Linked DNA regions of Homo sapiens: region 1 is linked to region 2. The links are chromatin contacts, found by Hi-C or POLR2A ChIA-PET in ENCODE. All regions are on one chromosome and are shown on one strand. Each heading gives the region's core, a stretch centred on a gene start or an enhancer-like site at or near the end of the contact. The rest is flanking DNA. Distances are from core to core; before and after follow the strand shown. Region 1 overlaps COL8A1 (collagen type VIII alpha 1 chain). Region 2 has its middle 320 kb from the start of LINC00973.

What was found. Hi-C counts contacts between places; a loop is a spot of excess contacts on that map. ChIA-PET counts read pairs that join two places held with the same protein, here RNA polymerase II (POLR2A). Pooled maps may share reads with other maps.
Region 1: a map of aorta shows a loop between it and region 2 (2.0-fold over the local background). The contact joins two enhancer-like sites. A Hi-C loop is called at or near these places in 4 of 168 maps with a recorded cell type or tissue (PC-3, PC-9, aorta and 1 more) and 6 of 50 pooled maps. POLR2A ChIA-PET finds 5 or more read pairs at or near these places in 1 of 52 experiments (PC-9).

Annotation. Positions count from the first base shown.
Region 1 is chr3:99,749,762-99,756,773 of GRCh38, reverse strand. All of the region lies in intron 2 of COL8A1 (collagen type VIII alpha 1 chain), which reads right to left. Among named protein-coding and RNA genes, the nearest start is that of CMSS1, 65 kb to the left of the region's middle. Within about 2 kb of position 4,998, at least 3 of the 41 ENCODE cell types and tissues checked have a DNase peak (open chromatin) inside an H3K27ac peak, as active enhancers do.
Region 2 is chr3:99,227,740-99,234,675 of GRCh38, reverse strand. No RefSeq gene overlaps it. Among named protein-coding and RNA genes, the nearest start is that of LINC00973, 320 kb to the right of the region's middle. Within about 2 kb of position 1,900, at least 2 of the 41 ENCODE cell types and tissues checked have a DNase peak (open chromatin) inside an H3K27ac peak, as active enhancers do.

The DNA.
Region 1 (7,012 bases), core at 3,749-6,248, 520 kb before region 2:
TTGATCATGCTTAGGTGACGTGATGGTACTGTCCCCAAATCTTTGAGTCCAAGTTCAGCACAGCGTAGCTGCCTGGAAATTGAAGACCCTGGTTCCCATAAAAGAACCACTGGCTCAGAGACCAAGCACATTTCTTCCCATTTCTACTGTAACATTTATTTCTCAAGAGTATAAATCTCAGGCCGATATTTAACATTCTTTTTAACTGAACTGTGGACGTTTTCCTTGTACTTCTTGAAATAGTTAGGAGCTAAGCTTCTATTATTCATATTTATAAACATGTCCTAAACAGGAGGCATGATTTTATAATTCATGAGTCTTTGAAACTATTTTTACAAAGGAACACTTAGAAATATTACATCATATCAGGACCATGGTCTGGTTCAGAATTCTAAGAGTGGAATACTCCATGTGGCAGAATATAATTATTGCTATACATGGCTTATCCTAAAACAGGTGGTGACATTTTCTAAAGATTCTTGGACTAAAAGTCTTTTTCACTTTCAAAAATGAATTCTCAAATTGAGTTCACTGGTACAATTGGAGGATTATAAGATTCAGAAAATGATTCTACCCCAAGCTCCCCTATTTTGATAAATGGTATTCGTACTTATCTAGTTGCTCAGGCTCAAAGTGCAGGAGACATTCTCGATATCTCTTCTTCTCACACATCCAATCCATCTGCAAGTTTTATGATCTCTTTAATGAAAATGTATCCTGAGTCACTGGGCACCGATCATGTTTTGCCTGGACCAGTGCCTTACCTCCCTGTCTCCATTCATGTGCGGAGTCCAATCTCCTCAGAGAAACCAGAGTAATGATTTAAAGAAGTAGACCAGATCCTGTCACTCTGTTCAAAATCCACCTGTGGCTCCCCACCCCAGTTCATGTAAACTCTGAACTCCCCTCCACAGCCTGCAAGACCTAAGCGATCTGGCTCCGCTCTCTTCTTTGACACCATCTGCTCTTTAGTTACCAGGCTCTGGCCAGTGGTCTTCTTGCCATCTTGCAACAAGCCAAACTGGTTCTCAGCCTTGGGACTTCCCATTTGCCTGAACTGTCTTCCAGATCATTGTGTTGCATGGCCTTGCCTTCTTCAGATCTCAGATCACATGTCACCTCCTCAGAGTGGCTTGTGTTGACCATTCAATTTTAAACAGCATCCCTCATCCTATCATTCTCTATCCCTTTCCCTTATTTGATTTTTCTTCATGATCAACATGGTATTAAATATTTATTTATATTCACATTTATCAACTCTTCTCCAACTAGACAGAATGTAAGCTTTAAGGGTAGAATGGCATTTTTGCCCTCATTCACTGCTAAACTCCCCAACCTAAAACAGTGCCAGCCACATAGCAGATTCTCAACACATATTGGTTGAGTGAATTAATGGAGTGTTTACTATCCTTGAAGTCTAATTATTCATTTACTTCTACTATATTTGTATAAAGAACTTTTAAAAAACTCAACTATCAGAGGGAGTCATCTTATTTCAGGATTTGATTGTTAAACTATAATTGTGGGGCCAAGCATAGGCCTAATAACTAGGATATATGAACCCTCACTTATTTTTTCAAGTTGTTTAAAGTTTCTTTGCTTCAATTTCCTTTGTTTTTCTTTACACTTCTGTGTGTCAATATCTTTATTTCTCAAATGGTGTTGATAATAAGCTTATCTAGCCTAATTTTAGGGTTGCTTTGGTGACTAAATATGTGCAAATACTTGAAATGACATCAAGAAATCTACTAAAATGAGGTACTGATAGTTTACCCTACTGTATTTTAATTGTTACCCATTATTCCTCTGACTCTATGTTTATTTTTCCTTCATTACCATGAATTTGATGCCAGCAAGTCTTAGCATGTTACACATATACAGGTGCAAAGAAACCTAGTACTGTAGTACTTTGGTTTGATAACTCTGGTTTGGTCTATTGAGATAAATTATTTGGTAACTGAGATGTTTTAGATAAGGAGCTAAAAGGATTATCAGGGACCTGGTTTTTAAATCCAAGAAGATCTCTGGTAAGAGAAGGTTGGAGTGAGAGGGGGTTGAACCTCAATCCACTGGCAAATATGTGATCTTTCTGTAGGAGTTCTTTGGTGAGGACCCTTGGGAGGCAGAGAACAGGCAGGGATGCAGAGCTCAGGTGCACAGGCCAAGTACAGTATTCAGAAAAATAAAGGAAATGTGTATCTTTCTTATTGAGCTCTTTAATTCTCCCACAAACACCATGAGTGTTATTGTTTACTGCTAGCACTTATGGACGATAGACCAGGAGATCAAACCTCTTGTCCTGGCTTCTTTCACACATGAGAGACAATTTGAAAAAAAAAAACAGTATAGTTATTATCCATGATCTCCCTCTTTGCTCTTGTGATCGCATTCAGTGGATAACTTGAGCAGCTACTCTAAAATTTAATCTGACTTTACAGAACCCCTAAACCACATTTTTGGGAATTACATAGCTATGTAAACTATGGTTTTATTTTTTCTACTTCATAGATGAAAAAGTGGATCTAAGTGACTTGTCTAAGATTGTATAGCAGGTGGAAAAATGATTCCAAATCTTAATCCAAGTTGGTGCTCATTTTGTTGCATTTGGCTTTCTGTAGGTAGAAACATTTCTTTAATTATTGGATATAAGCTGATTTCATTTGGAAGGATCAGAAAAAAATTATTTATTCAGTGTATACTTAATAAAATTTTGCAGACCCATATCTGTAACTGACAACAGTTTACAAGTACTAATTGTTTCAGCAACTATGTTTTAAATTGATATAAGAGAAACTGGTTAGTGTAGTTATCTTCCCAGTAGCTGTCTAGGTTCAGTCCAAGCTCTACCATTTTACTGACTGGGCAACCTCAAGCAAGTCTTTTCATTGCTTTGTACATTTGTAGTTTTATTTCTTGTCTCCAAACTGGGAAAATTTGTATTATCTCATGGGTTTGCTGTGAATAATTGAACATATATAAAGCATAGAACCATGCCTAGCACATAGTAAGTACTATATATGTATTTATTTTCATAGTACTGAGATACAAATGTAGATAAGACCGGAGCACATTAGACTTTATCCTTAAGGGATCTCATTTTGAACATAGTTTTGTGTAAAAAAAAAGCAGTTTCTAAATGAAAAAGCAGCATTTCATTCTGTAGTCTCTTGATGCAGTAATTCAAAGTCATCACTAGATGGCAATTGTGATCCATGTGACTTCAGCTGCAGCGGTACTAACTGATGGGTCCAACCCTGGCGTCAGTGTTTTCTATACCCTATAGCATTGAGAAGTCAGGCAGTTTCTTTCCCACAAAGTGAGCCTTTAACAAAACTCCAGTCAGCAAAGCTTTCATTCTGTGGTCACCCTTGGGGCTCACCCATAGGCACCTAGTCCTTGTGATGGCAGCCTCACAGAAGTGTGGGTTTACTTGCCTGCATCTTATCATATCAGGAGTGCCTTTCACCAGATAACAACAGGACAGTGTCAGGATCCTGTGTCAAGAAGATCAGTTAGTGGTTCTTAAAGTGTGGTCCCCCTGCCAGTAGCCTCACCATCATCTGGCAATTTGTTAAAAATGCAAGTTCTTGGGCCCCATCAGATCTGCTGACCAGTATTTTAATAAGCCTTCCAGATGATTCTGATGTCTGCTAAAGTTTGAGAACCATTGAGATAAACCAGTGCATAGCATCATATATAAAGGTTGGTGCTGGAAGGGTCCTCAGATAACATTTTGCCCAGTCCTCCCATTTTGCTGAGAAGGAAAACTGAGGTCCAGGGAAGTTAAATGATTTACCACAAGTCATAGCAGTAGGCATGTGGCAGAGCCGGGCTCCAGGGCTGGTGAGTTGCATGTCCCAGCTTTCCTCATATACCCATCTCCCCTTCTCCCCCTCTAAACTGAGGCCACTAGGTGCACATTCTAGCCTGATACCTACTCATGAAATTAAAAAGTCATTTATTTATGCGGGAGTTTGTTCATTTCAATAGACATTTCTATGATGATACAAAATTGAGTATGATGAATTCACTGTAGTCCAGAGTGTGTGCATATGTGTACATGCATGTGTGTGTGGGGGGGCATGTGGGGGGCGTGAGGGAGAATCAAGTAAAAGTCCTCATCTCAATTGATAGGAGAGGGATATATGCAGAGAACCATGGGAAATAGGTGAGTGCAATCAGGGATTAGGTAACGCAGGTAAGAGGAAAAAACTTTGGAGCTGACCTTGGGTGATAAGTAGGAGTTCAGCAGATATAGAAGTCAGGATAGGGCATTTGGGGAGAGGGATCAGAATATACAAGCACATGGCGCCATAAAATAGTGTAGGGGAATCACAAGAGTTTTGCTTGAAGGGAAGGGAGTAGTAGAAGAGTGATCATGTTATAAATAATAATAATATTACTACCACTACTACTAATAGCTGGGACTTATTAAATGTTAACTATGACCAAACCCTGTACTAACCATTTTATATCTATTATTGATTTAATTCTTAAATGATTTTGCAAGAGTCTACTCTTATTTCTACTTTACAGATGACAATGAACATGTCCACACTGTGCTAGTTTCCTTAAAACCAAGTGTTACTATTTTCCATTTCTTAGATCAACATTAAACTTAGAAAAAGAGCTTTCATGTTTACTTCTTCCAGGATGTCCATAATGCAAAGTAAGTATCTATTTGCAGGGGATGAGGAGTATATTCTTAATATATATAATTTTATTATAAGCATATTTTCATAAATGCATTAAATCAGGAGGATTTTGGCAATAATTTGGATTTTTTAACTCAAAGAATGAATGTCCCATTATTCTTCAGCATATCAGCAACTTTAGAAGTAGCCAATTTTTCATGATAATAGAAGAATTGTGTCTTAAAAGTGGCTAAGAACGCTCATTTCAATTGCTTGACTCACTAAAGAAAGGAAGCTGAGTAATGAATGAATAACCTGGTCTGAAATCATTGGTCTGTTTTATTTTTAGTTTTAACTTTATAAGTGTTCATTGTGAATGTGCTTTCCACAGTCACTGTTAGCGTCTTTCCTTCATTGCGTAGGACTGCCCACAACCAAACTAAAAATTCGAGTTATAATTAAAGTTCTAGTAGGATTCAAAATACCTAATTTTTCGTCAGTAAGATTCAAGATGTTTCTGGATTCTTTAAGATATTTTTGAGTGATTTTACTTTTTCCTGAGAAGATAAATTTTCTTTTCTTTTTTTCAGTCTCACTCTGTTGCCCAAGCTGGAGTGCAGTGGTGCGATCTCAGCTTACTGCAACCTCCACCTGCCTGGTTCAAGCAATTCTCCCTGCGTCAGCCTCCCAAGTAGCTGGGATTACAGGCACCCACCACCACACCTGGCTAATTTTTGTATTTGTAGTAGAGGCAGGGTTTCGCCATGTTGGCCAGGCTGGTCTCAAACTCCTGACCTCAGGTGATCTGCCCGCTTTGGCCTCCTATATTGCTGGGATTACAGGTGTGAGCCACCATGCTTAACCCTGAGAAAATAAATTTTCTGTTCCTACTTTCTCATCTGCAAAATATTGGCATTGGAGGAGGTAATCTAGAAGGCCCCTTCCAGCTCTAATGGTCTGTGGATTTATGATTTAATGATTAAATGGCACAAATAACTCATTTCTGAATTTTCTTTGTAGTAAAATTTTAGTATTCATGAAAGAAATTATAAGACCAAATCTCTCTCCATAAATTTTTAAATGGCATCTCTAAAATAGCTCTATATTTCACTTTTTAGGATCACTGAGACTCTATCCAGCTCAAAGATGTGTTTATGTATTTCCACCTGACATTTTACACACTTAGGAGCCAATCATAAGGCCAGTTTTAAGTAGATGCCATTAGAAATGATTGATGGCCAGTTTATGTTTTAAGGTGAAAGAGGTACACTTTAATGATGCTCTACTTTTCTGATTGCCACAATAACAACTTTCAGCTTTACCAGCCCGTATTACAACTTTGATCTTTACACTCATGTTCATAGCTGCAGGTGAAATGCTTTCTCAAGAAAATCTTGAAAATTCAATCCAATTTTTAACCTTTCTTGTCTAGAGAAGTTGAATAGCCTACAGGTTGCTTTATCTTGAATCAAAGAAAGGGCAATAACACCTGGAAGGAAGAACCTATTACATTTATTATTATTTTTTAAAAATTTTGTGATTGAGAGCAAAATTTGCATTTTACTCCCCCTGGACAATTTTGTCTTTATCACCTATCGATTTTGGAGTCAATTACAATATTTTTTCTGTTTACCAATTATAAAAGCAATATATGTTTTTTTGAAAAATTTACAAAAGAGTATACATGAGGGCACAAAACTGTCTAAAATTCTGCCACCCAGAGTTGGCTATTAATATTTTCTTTTTATTTAATTCTAGGTAAACATGAACATTAGGAAACTGGGGCCAGGTGTAGTGGCTCACGCCTGTAATCCCAGCACTTTGGGAGGCTGAGGTGGGCGGATTCCTGGAGATCAGGAGTTCAAGACCAGCCTGGCCAACATGGCGAAACCCTGTCTCTACTAAAAATACAAAAATTAGCCAGGTGTGGTGGTGTGCACCTGTAGTTCCAGCTACTCAGGAGGCTGAGCCAGGAGAATTGCTTGAACCCAGGAGGTGGAGGTTGCAGTAAGCCAAGATCATGCCACTGCACTCCAGCCGTGGCAACAGAGCAAGAATCTGTCTCAAAAAAAAAAAAAAAAAAAAAAAAAGAAGAAAAAAAGAAAAAGAAGTTGGCAACAAGTTATACATTCTATTTTGAAATATTCTTTAAACAATTAATATATAGTTAACTCATGCATAATTTTAAATCTCTACCTTCAAAGATAACTTATCACTATTATTGTATAAAAGTTTATAAAACTCTTTAGTTTTCATTATTTTGTGATTTTCTTAGAGCCATTTTGATTTAGGTTCCTTTTGTTTGTTTGCTTTCATCTCTCCTTGTTCTAGAAAATATTTATGGTAATTTCAGCACCTCTTCTTCCAAGTGAGTATAA
Region 2 (6,936 bases), core at 651-3,150:
GAAGGAAACAGCAGACACTGAGGTCTACTTGAGGGTAGAGGGTGGGAGGAGGGAGAAGGGCAGAAAAGATAACTATTGGGTACTGGGCTTCATATCTGTGTGATAAAATAATATGTGCAACAAACCTCCATGACATGTTTACCTGTGCAACAAATCTGCACATGTACCCTTAAACGTAAAATAAAAGTAAAAAGATTAAAATAAGAAATATGGCAAAGAAAAGTATTTGGAAGTGGAAAAGTATTTGATAAATTAAACTTAATGGATTATATAAGATGTATGTTTATTTTAGAAATTTCAAGTTTTAAACAAACAGGAATTTTAAAATCCTAAGTTTATAATTAATCAAACGCTGCTGGTGGTTAATAATTTATACATCAAATAACATATGACTTTAAAGTAAGAAAGATACTAACACCCATCCATTTTCAGCATGAAATGAACAGAGTTCAAATTTTGATTCTACATTTTATTAGCTAGTTAATACTTTTGGCAAGTTGGTTATTTTCTTAGAGCCTCACTTTTCTAATATATTAAAACAGATGAGAATACCAACCACGTGTCGTGAAGATTAATCACATTCATTTAAAATTGACACAGATTAAATGGTTTTAGCAATGGTAGAAGCAGCAGTGGTAGCAATTGTTTCTCCCTAAGTCTCAGAATAGCAAGTGCTTCTCCTCTGGAAATAAAGTGTCACAAGATTTTCAGCAAGCCATTTAAGTGGGTGTCCCCAGAATCCCTCCCTGGGCTAAGATCTGAAACAGAGGTGGTGAGGAGAATAGCATGGTGTTGAGACCATTGAGATCACAGCCATCCTGGTACTCTCTGCAGGCATAAGTCTCCTCCAGGGTGGCCTCTATACTACTCTATACTACTCTGACTCTATACTACTATTCAGAGACTACTCAGGAGACAAGATCATTTCCACGATGATGCCAGAATTGACTAATATTAATTTGGAAGCCTTCTATTACAGAAAGAATCTAAATTTTAGGGGGAACAGGAACTGACTCAGTTCTCTATTGCTTTTCAGGAGCCTGGATTACACTCGGTGAACATTACTGACTGATCAAGCAAATGGAACATAGCATGTACAAATGTGAAATTGTTGTTTTGCCATGTATACTCAAAGTAGTCATGAAATGCATTCTTCCAGTAAATATATAATAAAAAGAGATGTGTGATTCTTCTTAAAGCTAATGCTTACTCCTTTGAATTTATCGTCATTGCTTCCTATCTTGATCCCTGTTTCTCTTCTGTTAATTTCCCATTCCACCAACAAAGAGCAGAAGGCTACAGCTTGGTGCATGGACAATGTGCATCTTTTAGAATGTGTGCTCTTCCTCTGTTGGATGGACATGTTGGAAGGTACTATGTCTTTAGTAAAGAAAGACAGATACCCTTAGCCATTAGTCAAAAAGAAAATGATCCTCAATTTCTTGACCTTTTCTCTGGAAGAAAGTACCAGCCTTAGTCAGCAGTGTTGATCTGTTCTAAGGGAAAGGGCAGAGGAGTTCCAAGGTGACCTTATAAAACTCCAGCTGTTCAGGAAAAGAGGGCAGAGATGTAGGTGTGTATGGTTTGATTCAATTTTAGGTGGGGCTTGGGTGTATAAGTGGGGAACCAGTCATTGGGCACAGCTCAAAGTACCATTTCATCTAACATAAATAACTCTGGTGAGGGTCACGAGAGCTCCCTGGAAGGGCTTACCACTGCTGCTTGCCACTCCAAAGCCAAATCCTTTTTATAAATTAAAAAAAATACACAACTCTGATTATAGAGTTATGACTTACACAGCAAGACTTCATCCAGTCATTTTACTTTCCTGAGCCAAAAATGTTCCAACTCCAAGGTGATGTGTAATACTGCTTTAGGCTTCACAGGACTGCCCCACATCACCCTTGTACAGGAGCCAGTCCAAACTTCACCTGGCCAGAATCTCACAAGAATTAATGGTTTTAAAGAGAAGGTCACTGGCAGGACCTTAGGAAATGAGATCCCAAGACGTGGAACTAATTGTCTAACAGAAGAGATTTCACACAGGGAAAGAGGTACTTCCTTGTCTGGCTAGTAGGATATATGGAGGGAACAGAGCCCAGGAATGCTCAAATGTTTTTGAAAGTCCTTTATGTGGTTTGAGTTAGGTGAAACAGTTTTTTGTCTCCCATCACTTAGAATTAAATAAATTTCTACATAAGTTTTATTTCTTTTTTTTTTCTTCAAAGAGGTTTTGTATGTGTACTGGAACTTCATACCAAGAGAAATTGAAAGAAGCACATATGGAAAATTCACTGCAATTTTTTGGTTAACAAAAGATAACAGGGGCCTTTTTTGCTAATGGCAACATAAGTGTTTGTTTGCTTGATCATACCATGGCCTGTTAAGTACATATATGACAAATGAAAGCCTCATTTTTAAATTAAGATATCAATACTTCTAACTAGATGGCAACCTCTTTGAAGGGAAGGCACTCACCTTTTGGTTGTCTGTAACTCTCACATTGCCTATCACAACGTGGGACATACTAGACACTTAGTATGTCTCCCATGGAATGGAATGCCTGGTAGGTAGGTTAAGTCAATGTATATAAAATCAACATGCCCAGGGTAATGTCAACTGTTGATATATGTAGTAGTTTGAAGAGGAGACTGGTCTCACCATCACATCATCTGTGAAAAAAAAAATGGAATTTGAATAGGGAGTAATTTCCTCATTGCTTGTTTTTGTCAGCTTTGTCAAAGAACGGATCATTGTTAAGTGTACATCATTATTTTTGGGATCTCTATTCTGTTCCATTGGTTTATATGTCTGTTTTTGTAACAGTACCATGCTATTTCGTTTACTGTGGTCTCATAGAATAGTTCCTTTGGGCAGGATGGCCATTTTAACAATATTCTTCCTATCCATGAGCATGGAATATTTTTCCATTTGTTTCTGTCATCCGTGATTTCTTTGAGCAGTGTTTTGTAATGCTCCCTGTAGGAATCTTTTATGTCCCTGGTTAGCTGTATTCCTAGATATTTTATTCTTTTTGTGGCATTTGTGAGTAGGATTGCATTCTTGATTTGGCTCTTGGCTTGGATGTTTTTGTTGTATAGGAATGCTAGTGACTTTTGTATATTGATTTTGTATCCCGCAACTTTGCTGAAGTTGTATTTTGGATCAAAGAGCTCTTGGGCTAAGACTATGCCGTTTTCTAGATACAGAATAACATTGTCTGCAAACAGGGATAGTTTGACTTTCTCTCTTCCTATTTGTATGCCTTTTATTTCTTTCTCCTGACTGATTGCTTTCACCAGGACTTCCGTGGTGCTGGGATAACTGGCTAGCCATATGCAAAAGATTGAAATTTCACCCCTTTTTACACCACGTACAAAAATCAACTCAAGATGGATTAAAAACTTAAATGTAAATTAAAACTATAAAAACCCTGGAAGGTAACCCAGGTAATATCATCCCACACATGGAACCTGGCAAATATTTCATAACAGAGATGCCAAAAGCAATTGCAACAAAAACAAAAATTGACAAATAAGACCTAATTAAACTAAAGAACTTCTACACAGCAAAAGAAACTATCAACACAGTAAACAAATGACCTTTAGAATGGGAAAAAAACATTTGCAAACTATGCATCCAACAAAGGTCTAATATCCAGAATCTATAAAGAACTTCGACAAATTTATAAGTGAAAAACAAACAACCCCATTAAAAGGTGGGCAAAGGACATGAACAGACACTTCTCAAGAGAAAACATACGTGCAGCCAATACTCATATGAAAAAAACCTCCCTATCAGTGATCATTAGAAAAATGCAAATCAAAACCACAACAAGATACTGTCTCACACCAGTGAGAATGGCTATCATGAAAAAGTCAAAAAATAACAGATGCTGGCAAGGTTACAAAGAAAAGAGAATGCTTATACACTGCTGGTAGGAGTGTAAATTAGCTCAGCTATTGTGAAAAACAGTGTGGGGATTCTTCAAAGAACTTAAAACAGAATTACCATGAGATCCAGCAATCACAGTATTGGGTATATACCCAAAGGAACATAAATCATACTATCATAAAAACACATGGACATGTATGCTCATTCCAGCACCATTCACAATAGCAAAGACATGGAATCAACTTAAATGTCCATCAATGGTAGACTGGATAAAGAAAATGTGGTACACATACACCATGGAATACTACACCACCATAAAAAGAGCAAGACTAGGTTCTTTGCAGCAATGCAGATGGAGCTGGAGGCCATTATCCTAAGCAAACTAACACAGGAACAGAAAACCAAACACCACATGTTCTCACTTATAAGTGGGAGCTAAACAACAAGAACACATGGACACAAAGAAGGTAACAGCAGACACAGAGGTGTATTTGAGGACAGAGGGTGGTAGGAGAGAGGACATAAGAAAAATATACCTATTGGGTACTATGTTTATTGCCTGGGTGGCAATAAAATAATCTGTACGTTTAACTTCCATGACACAAAGTTTACCTATATAACAAACTTGCACATGTACTCTTGAATCTAAAATAACAGTTAAAAAATTGAACTTTTCAAGTTAAATTCATGTATTCACACACTCACCTACAGACACAAATAAGTTTCACTTCTAAATGTGAATACAAAGAAGTAAAAAAGTTCCAGATATTTCCCATACCATTTCCTAAAATGCCTGATTAGACTATTAAATGAACATCTGAAGGATTTGCTCCATAATGAAAAAGAAAGTTCATTTTTCACAGTTCTTTGCCTCTCTGTATTTATGTCTGGAACCTAAACGCTAAGCAATTTCAAGTTGTTACCTCTAATTTCATCTTTAATAAACATAGACAGAAACGAGAAGGAAGAATCTATTTTCTTAGTTTTATTACATTTCCTTCTTCATGTCCTTTCCATTACTCCTCCCTGTCTGCTGGTCCATTCACCTCAATAGAGTTCAAAGAAATTGAGATTCTATTGTTCCATTTGAGGCAGTTTTATGAAAATGACCTTGCTTTCCAAATAAGATTGCTTTCCATGGTAACAATGATTTTATTAATAAGTAATAAATTCCTCAGTGATAACTTGATACCTGTGAAGTTTCAACTTTTAAACTCTCACCATAAGCATTGCACTGAAAGTGATCCTTTAACAATAGTAAAAGATACTTTCTCACCTGCTTTTAACTCCAACATAGTTTAACACGTGCATCATTTTTTTCCAAAAGAAATACACTTTTGGATACAACCCAGATATACACAATTTCTGCCAAAAGAATAGCTTTCTAAAATATTTCTTACAAATTAAAATGGGGTCTGAATGATCTTGAATAAATTTTAAGTAGTCTGCATTTCCACTTATTTAAATTCCGAACTCAAGTTTTGCTTGCATGCTGGACATAGTCAGTGGATATTCCACAGTTTTCTCAAATTCAAGATATTCAAAATTGAACTCATCTTTATTTCCCAAAAAAAATCAACTCATAGAGCTGTATGGATCACTAGCAATTATTTAATAATTTCAACTCTATTAATTTGCAGAAGTTTAAGGAGACCTAGAGGACTTAGATGACTTATCCAATGTATCTAGAGTTAGAGACCAGTATTTCCTTTCTCCTAGTCCTTCCTTCTTTTGATTCCTCTGTTTTTACTAGTGGCATTATTAAAGCCCCCACTCACTGAAGATGAGGTCTTAAGCAGCTGTTTATGTTTTCTTGGTTTTGATTTTACCATCAACTGGCCAATATGATCCTCCTATATTTAACAATTAATTTCTAAGAATTTTCTCAGAGCTGTCAACCAACAGGGCAACTCTTCCTGTGTCCAGGTTTGACCTTGACTCTGCCACCCTATTTAGTATTTCAAAGGAGTAGTTAGGTCTGTTCCACATAATCTAATTGTCTCTTCTTACCCATCCTTAGCACAAATAGGAAGTAACAAATCACCAGTGTTTGAATCTCTTATATTTTCTCTTCAATACACAAAGAATCATTTCTTTCACTATTTTTATTTCCAAAACCTCCAATAAACTTCTGAAGGTGAAACAATAGAAGCTGTCACATATGTATTTTTTAAGATAAAAAAGATTTTAAATATTCTTGTTGGAGGCCAAGAATTCTATCTTGTCAATAGCATTTTATGGGAAGATCATCCAGCCAAGCCACAGGAAAGTCTTCTCCCATAGGTTTCACCTCATTACATCTGGATTTATTCAAAGTAGAATAAATGAAAATAAATAAACTGTCCAAAAATATCACATGAGCCTGGAAGAAGGAAAGAATAGGCATCTACAATTAGCACAGCCTTTACTTGTGTTTTGGTGGTATGTTATATTGTTGGTCACCCTTCAGTGCTAAATATTGTGTTTGTCTTGAGCTATGAGCTGGAGAATATCCTACAATGATTAGTTGCATTGTAAATACATAGCTAACTTCAGCTGGGCCTTCCACAGTGTTCAACTCCCTTTATTTTTGAGTTACCGTTGTATTGAATACCTACATATAACAACTGATCCAAATGTTTTATATGCTCTCATACAATGGGCCCCACATAATCCTCACCTCCTATACTAACAGCAAATTATCTCACCATTTATTCCTATGTGAGGCTCGAGGATATTTCATATCAATACTCTTAACTGTAACCTTAATAGAAAAATATTCCTAACTACATCCTTAATGGAAAAATACTCAAATTTTCTTTGCAAATTATTACTGTTGATAAATATTCAGTTCCCTCTCCTACTCACGGTGGGAGTGCAATTTCCTGCCCCTTTGAAGTGAGGCATGGCTGTGAGTTGCTTTGGCCACCGAAATATGAATGTGTCACTTCCAGATGGAAGATTGAAGAGTCAGTAGATAGTCTGCCACATTCTCTTTCCATCAGCCATAGCTTTCGGCATTGTTCCAAGTTGAGACTCTTCTGTTAAGCTAAGTCTTGAAGT